Linked DNA regions of Homo sapiens: region 1 is linked to region 2. The links are chromatin contacts, found by Hi-C or POLR2A ChIA-PET in ENCODE. All regions are on one chromosome and are shown on one strand. The core of a region is the stretch at or near the end of the contact, and the rest is flanking DNA. Distances in the headings are between cores, read along the strand shown. Region 1 holds the start of NXPH2 (neurexophilin 2). Region 2 overlaps NXPH2 (neurexophilin 2).

Region 1 (3,368 bases), core at 472-2,971, 71 kb before region 2:
AGTCAGGCTTAGCAAGGGTTTAGGGAGGATGCATGCCCCTTGCTTGCCACTCTCCCCCCCTACAGGAAATGGAGTTGTACTGGAAAGATACCCTACCTGCAGGCTCAAGGACAACACACTCTCAAATTCACACTGGGATCCCAGAACACTCTGGAATAACCTCCCTCCCCATCTGCACAATCTTGGCACACTCAGTGAAAGGAATAGTAGGATTTTGCCCTAGTCAAAGCAATCCTCCTGCCTTTGAAACCTAGGACCAAGGCTGCTCTGCTTCAACCGCTAAGATTTAACAACCCTCCTTCATTTCTATTTTGGGGTGGGGGTGGTAAGCAGAGGAGAAGGAAACTTTTTTTTTTTTGTCCAAAAATTACAACTTAATCTGTGCTTTTTGTTGGGTTTATTTTTTAAAGCCTAGAAATCAATTGCAATTCTACTCCCTTGCTTCAACATGGTTTTCTTCTCTAAGAGCTTTGCGTTTCTAGATGTAAGAAGCATTCTCGCCTTGGGTATTCTGTCGGAGCAACTGCCTAAAGTCTCATCCTTGGAGAAGTGAATGTATCTCTCTGGACCTTAGGTTTCCCACCTGTTCAATAAAGGAGTGACGAATGACGCCCAAACTCTGATCTACCGTAAAAACAGTGCAGGTCTGTGAGCCCCATTGCCTTTGATTTTTCCACTCGAGTGTCCAGCACAAAGATAGTAAAAGGTTAAGGATCTCTCCAATGGCGAGTTGTTAACACGGAGGTCGAGGCTCACAGGCATCAGGTTTGCACCTTCGCCCGTCCGCAAAGATACCCCTCTCCAATATTTCTGAAGTCGGAGGCTGTGGTGGGGTATCCTGCCTTTATTCTGCTTCTCCAAAGCCCGGGCAGAAGGTCTGGGAGCAACTTTGTCTGTCTTCAGGACACCTAGCTGTCTATACCATCCCCAAACCGGAGTAAACCAGACATCACCTAGCTCCGTTTCTCACAGTTCTGCTCCTGGTCCCTCGAGGTCCCCATTACTCCCCAACCCCAGAAATCCTTCCAGCCGCACCAGGCGCACTTTGTACCCCTTACCCGCGGCTCTGCGAGCTTGGCGCTGCGGCAGAGTAGGGCACTCTCCCAGGGCGTCCTGGGCTCCAGCCTCACCTCCCCGCCCCAGCCTTTTCCGTTCGCAGCTCCCCACGCCCCGCCCCAGGACTCTGCAATCGCCTTCCCCTCCTAAACTCTCTGGGCGCTCTCCAGGCGGGCGCACTCTTTCTTGCAGCCACCCAGGGAGAACCTTTTCTTCCCCTCATCCCCAATCTCCCCAGCCAAAGCGAGAGCCAGTCAGTTGGCAGGGCGCTTGGCACAGTGGAGCCTCTCGGACCGGCCTTCTGCTGGGCGGGGGTGGGAGGAGGCACCCGGCCTCTCGGGGCTCTGGGGCACCGGCTGGCCAGGCGTGCTCAGCTCGGCCAGGCATCCGCCCGGCGGGATCGGATCTGGAGGGCAGCCTCGCACTGAACCCATCACCCAAGCGCCCGAGCCGCCGCCTCCCTCCCGCAGGCGCCCCACGCGCTCACCCCAAGCCCGGCCAAGCGGGAGAGTCCAAGGCGCGACTGAAGCCCCCCGCCGCGTGCCGGAGCTCGAGCTGCCCCGCAGGCTCTTTGCCGGCCCCCTCCGAGGAGGGGCGCGCGGGGGGCCGGGAGAGGCACCTCCGGTCCGCCCACCCTCCCCCTTCCCTGCCCGCCCACCCGGCCAGAGCTGCGCGGCACGGCGCAGCGCTCGGATTCCGGGAGGGAAGCGCCGCGCTGTGTCCCTGGCGTCCTCAGTCCTGCCCCGCGAAGTGGAGATGCGCGAGAGGCAGGCGAGGGCGCGCAGCTCGTGAAAAGCCGCGCCAGCCGGCACCATGCGCCTGCGGCCGCTGCCCCTCGTGGTGGTCCCTGGCTTGCTGCAGCTGGTGAGTGCCCGGCCCGCGCGCCGTCCCACACGCCGGGGACGCGTTTCGGCGGGAAAACCGCGCAGGCGGCTGACTTGGAGCCCAGCCTGGGCCTGCTTGGGAAGTGGGGTTGGGGGCGCGCGGAGGGCAAGGAGTTTTGGGTTGCCTTAGAGGTCGAAAGGGAAGAATTGAAGAACGGAATAGACGGGATCTACAGGCGACTCAGGGGCTTAGCACGGGTTGGGACTTGAGCGCTGGGGTAAAGTAGGCAGAAGGTGGCCGGGAAGTAGGTCCGGGAGAAGGAAGCGGTTTATTGATAAGCGGTCAAGGAGAGGAAGGAAAGTAAATTGATAGGATGAGAAGGGGCAGAAAGACCTTCCTCCTGTTCACAGTTTGAGAGGCTTGGTGGTGTTTATTTTTCACGTGGTGTTTTGCCCAGATGCACACAGACACTTCTCCCAAAGCACAGCATAGTGCATGCATCCTCGTTCTCAGAGCCAGGTAGTGGCGCCTTGCTGGGAGAAAACTTAGGCAAAATACGGATTTGGGGGACAGCTTGGATTTCTCTTCGTTTTCCGTCTGGCGCTAGGGACTGGGATGGGGCTTTCTGCCAGCTGGGGACACAAGATATAACTTTCATGCCCAGCTCCGCGCAGGAGCCCCCTCTCGGGCATCTCGAAGCTGTCTTTTCAGGGAGACCGCCCGCCTGGTCTGGGTGGCTCGGAGGCGCTGAGGAATAAGAAACGTATTAAAATGTGGTTTGGGGTTCGCGTTGTCACTCTCTTCTCTCTTCCCGCGAGGCGCCACGCTCTCCTCCTCCTGATATACGCCTATGTTCTATATGCATGGCTAATTATAGTTGAGGGAAAACCAAAGTAAGATCTTCAAGAAGAAACTTTTAAAGTAAAATTACAGAAGGGGAGTGCTTTGGCTGGGTCAGCATCTGTGATGGATTTCTTCTGGTCACTTAGCTCTTGCCTTGTTAGGGTGCTATTAAGAGGGCTTTCTCCTGATGCCATAGTTTCTTTGGTCCTCATACTTAAGACTTTGCCCAAGCACTTAGAAGATGACAGTCTCTTCTCTCTCGCTCGCTCTCTCTCTCGTTCTCTTTGTCTCTTTCTTTTCCTATTAGGGGGAAAATCAAGTAACTTTGAAAGTTTATGATATGTATGATATTGTTAAGGCAGAGGCACTTTGCAAGTTCTGAGGGTGGAAGGAACTCTAAAAGGTGGAGAGACCTCTGAGATGCCCGTGGTCCATGCTTGTTACGGTGGAGATTAGCTTCACCTGCACAGCGTTAACTCAGAAACTCTTCAATGGCATCAAGAAGAAAATGCAATGATATGCCCAAATATCCTTGAATGAGCCATCACATACTGGCTATCTACAATACTCCATGTTAAAATACATTTTACATCTTAGGCATTATGAATCCAAAATATATGCCACATTAATCTTTAGTATCCCTT
Region 2 (3,347 bases), core at 146-2,645:
TTGGGTTTAAGAGAAGCTGCAAACTGGAACCCTTGTGTGTTGTTGGTGGGAATGTAAAATAGTGGAGTTGCTGAAAAAAAGTTTGGCGGTTTCTCTAAGAGCTAAACATAGAATTACCATATAACTCAGCAATTCCTCTCCTGGATATATACCCAAAATAATTGAAAACAGGGACTCAAGCAAATACTTTTATACCAATCTTCATTACAGCATTATTCACAATTGCCAAAGGTGGGAACAACCCAAGTATTCATCAAGAGGTGATGAATAAACAAAACGTGGTACATACATACAATTAAATGTTATTTAGCCGTAAAAAGGAATGGAGTTCTGATATATTTACGGCATGGACAAACCTGAAAACATTATGCTAAGTGATACAAGTGAGACACAAAAGGACAAATATTGTATGACTCCACTAACATGAAATATTAAATAATAAGTAAATTCATAGAGACAGGAAGTAAGTCACCAGGGGCTGGGAGGAATGGGAGTTATTGCTTGATGTTTAACAGAGTTCCTTTTTGAAGTGATGGAATAGTTTGAGAAATAGACAGTTGTGATGGTTGCACAATATTGTGAATACAAGTAATGCCACTGAATTGTACACATAAAAGAGGTTAAAATTAGGAAGCAACCAAAATATCCTTCAGTAGGTGAATGGATAAATAAATTGTGGTAAATCCAGGCAATGGAATGTTATTCCACAGGTGAAAGAAATGATTAAACCATGAAAAGACATGGAGAAACTTTAAATGTACAATACTAAGTGAAATACTAAGACACTGATCTGAAAATAGTACTTACTGATTCCAATTAGATGATATTCTGGGCAAGGTAAAACTAGGGAGACAGTAAAAGAATTAGGGGTTGGGGAGAGGACGGGATGAATAGGCAAAGCACAGAGGATTTTTAGGGCAGTGAAACTATTTAGTATGCTCCTATAATGGTGGGTACATGTCATTATACATTTGTCAAAACCCATAGGATTCAGCAAGAGTGAACCCTAACATAAACATGGACTTGAGGTGGTAGTTATGTGTCAATGTAGGATTGATTGTAACAAATGCACCACACTGGTGGGGGGAAAGGTGGTAATGGGGCAGCTGTGGGTAGGGAGGGGGGCAGGGGTATATGGGAAATCTCTGTACTTGGCTGCTAATTTTGCTGTGAACTCAAAACTGCTCTAAAAAATAAAGTCTGTTAATAATGGTTAAGATGACAAATTTTGTTATCTCTATTTCACCAAAATAAAATAAAATTATAAAAAGAGAAACTGTGAAGGCTGCTGTAGGATTTAGGATGGGAGAGAAAGTGCAGTGTGAGCCTCCCCTGGGCAGCTGCCCCTGTTTCCCTGAGAGGATAGAAGGGGCTGTTGTACCGTCTCGAGTGGAGCCAGCACCCCAGCATCCCCCAGCGACTCTCAGAGTCAGCCTTGTGGGACCTAAATAGCTTCCTCGTTGATTGGAATTAGCTCCATTGCCAGTCCCTGCTGCTAGAATACATGTGTGGACCAGGGGAGTATTTGAAGTGCTGGTTTCTGAAGCTTTTTGTTTGGTAGAATGCCAAAGAACACAGCTTTTGCTGTCATAATTGGTCTAAATTTAAATGCTCACTTGTTTTTGTTTCAGACTGGTTTGTGTGTGCATGGACACAGCTTAAGTTTGTGGGTATAGAGTATATTTTGTCAACATGGAGAGAGTGAATCAGAGCTTTTGTTGTCTAAATCAGCCCTTGTTTTCAGTCCCGATGTCCCTATGCTTTGATAAATGTCCTCCAGCCTGTGAGTCAAGGAGAGGTTGGAATCCAACTACTTAATTGGAGGTTTTCCAGTTCACAGTAGTTAACTTTTCTGCAACTTGTCTCCTTAATTTAGAACAACATTCAAAGAATAATAAGCACTATACCTCACATTAGCTTGGCCTATTTCTAGACTGCTATATAGAGTATTCAGAACTAAAAGACATTTGTTGTCTTTCAGGAGTTTTCAGTATGATTGTAGAGGAAAAAGAAAACTCTGGAAATGTATTAGCAATGTTCACTCAAATTGCTAAATGAGCTGGTTTAATAGTTTTCAGTGAATGCAGCATTAATTTGCATATTAAATCACATTACATCTTCTTCCATTAATGAAATTATTTTTAGATTTAGGCAATCAATACAGTCCTTTGCAATATTAAAATCCTGATGTACAAAATAGTGCCAGCTCAATTGTATGTTCAGATACTTTCTAAAACATCTTAATTCATTGATACTCATTCTTCTCTCAAGTTCAAGTTCATGGCCGGGGAGATAGTTGTGAAGTGGGCAGCGTGTGTGACGGCTGAGGAAAGTAGCAGCTGTCTTGTTGTTATTGTTGTTTTTCCAGATCGGCTTTCCTGTTGTCCCATGCCAGAAAAACAATGAAATTCTGTGATTTAAACACATTTATTAAATGCCCTGTGTAGTAGGGTAAGTGCAGTTATGGACAAGACAAGCACAGTGCCACACATGAGGCTCTATAAGAGGAGACAGCCCTGGCATCTTGGGACAGTCAGATTTGTGACTGCCATCACAAATTATTTCAGTAAGAGAGAAATGGAGGGAGTATCTGTAGTAATCAGCTTGACTGTCCAGGGAGTCTTCTGACAAGGTCAGATTTTAAAAGGGCAGACACAAGTCTTACTTATTAAATTAGCTAATGACATGAGGCTTAGAGAGAGAGGGACCTATTGGCTGACAGGATTCAAAAGGATCTCAGGCTAGAATGATGGGCCAAATCCACAGAGAAGAAAGTTACAAGGGATAATTTTAAGACCTGGCACTTGGATACAAAAAGAACACCACCACCAGAGGATAAAGGATATATGGTTAGCAAGTATGGAAAAGTTTTAGTTGAAAATAAACTAAAGTTGTGAGTCATCAATATGGCAAAAGCTTTCCAAATGTGCATAAGCTTCCCAGAATGCTTATGCAACCCTAGACTGTATTAATAGACTGTGGTATTTAGTGAGAGGAAAGTGATAGCATAAAGCATTTGGAGGCAGTACACACAGATGTCAAGCAAATGCTCTTTGGGGTCAGACAACCCAGTTTTAGATCCCAGCTCCAACTCACAGTGTAGTAGAAGCTTTTCTCCCCCCCAGATCAGGCCACAAGTGATTCATAAAAATATCCAACATACATGAAACTTTTAAACTTAAATGCTGAAGGTTCATTCTTTCACAAATTATTTGATGTAGGATCAAACCTTTTCCTTTGAGGGCATATCAAGTACACATTGGTATGGCCATATCTGGATTTTGTGGCTGGCCTTTGTTCTCATTTGTTTGATATGTGTTCTGATTGGTTATAACAATATGTGAATA

Evidence for each region. A loop is a pair of places that touch in the nucleus more often than their neighbours do. ChIA-PET counts read pairs that join two places held with the same protein, here RNA polymerase II (POLR2A). Pooled maps may share reads with other maps.
Region 1: a loop to region 2 is called in a map with no recorded cell type, with 2.0 times the contacts of the local background. The contact joins the promoter of NXPH2 here to the enhancer-like site in region 2. A Hi-C loop is called at or near these places in 4 of 168 maps with a recorded cell type or tissue (Caco-2, HCT116, HepG2 and 1 more), 1 of 37 single-sample maps with no recorded cell type and 4 of 50 pooled maps. POLR2A ChIA-PET finds 5 or more read pairs at or near these places in 1 of 52 experiments (H1).

The regions. Positions count from the first base shown.
Region 1 is chr2:138,778,743-138,782,110 of GRCh38, reverse strand. It overlaps NXPH2 (neurexophilin 2), which reads left to right and starts at 1,721. Exons shown (of 2, transcript NM_007226.3): 1 at 1,721-1,920. The coding sequence starts at 1,870.
Region 2 is chr2:138,707,221-138,710,567 of GRCh38, reverse strand. The region is part of intron 1 of NXPH2 (neurexophilin 2); the gene reads left to right. Among named protein-coding and RNA genes, the nearest start is that of NXPH2, 71 kb to the left of the region's middle. Within about 2 kb of position 1,395, at least 2 of the 41 ENCODE cell types and tissues checked have a DNase peak (open chromatin) inside an H3K27ac peak, as active enhancers do.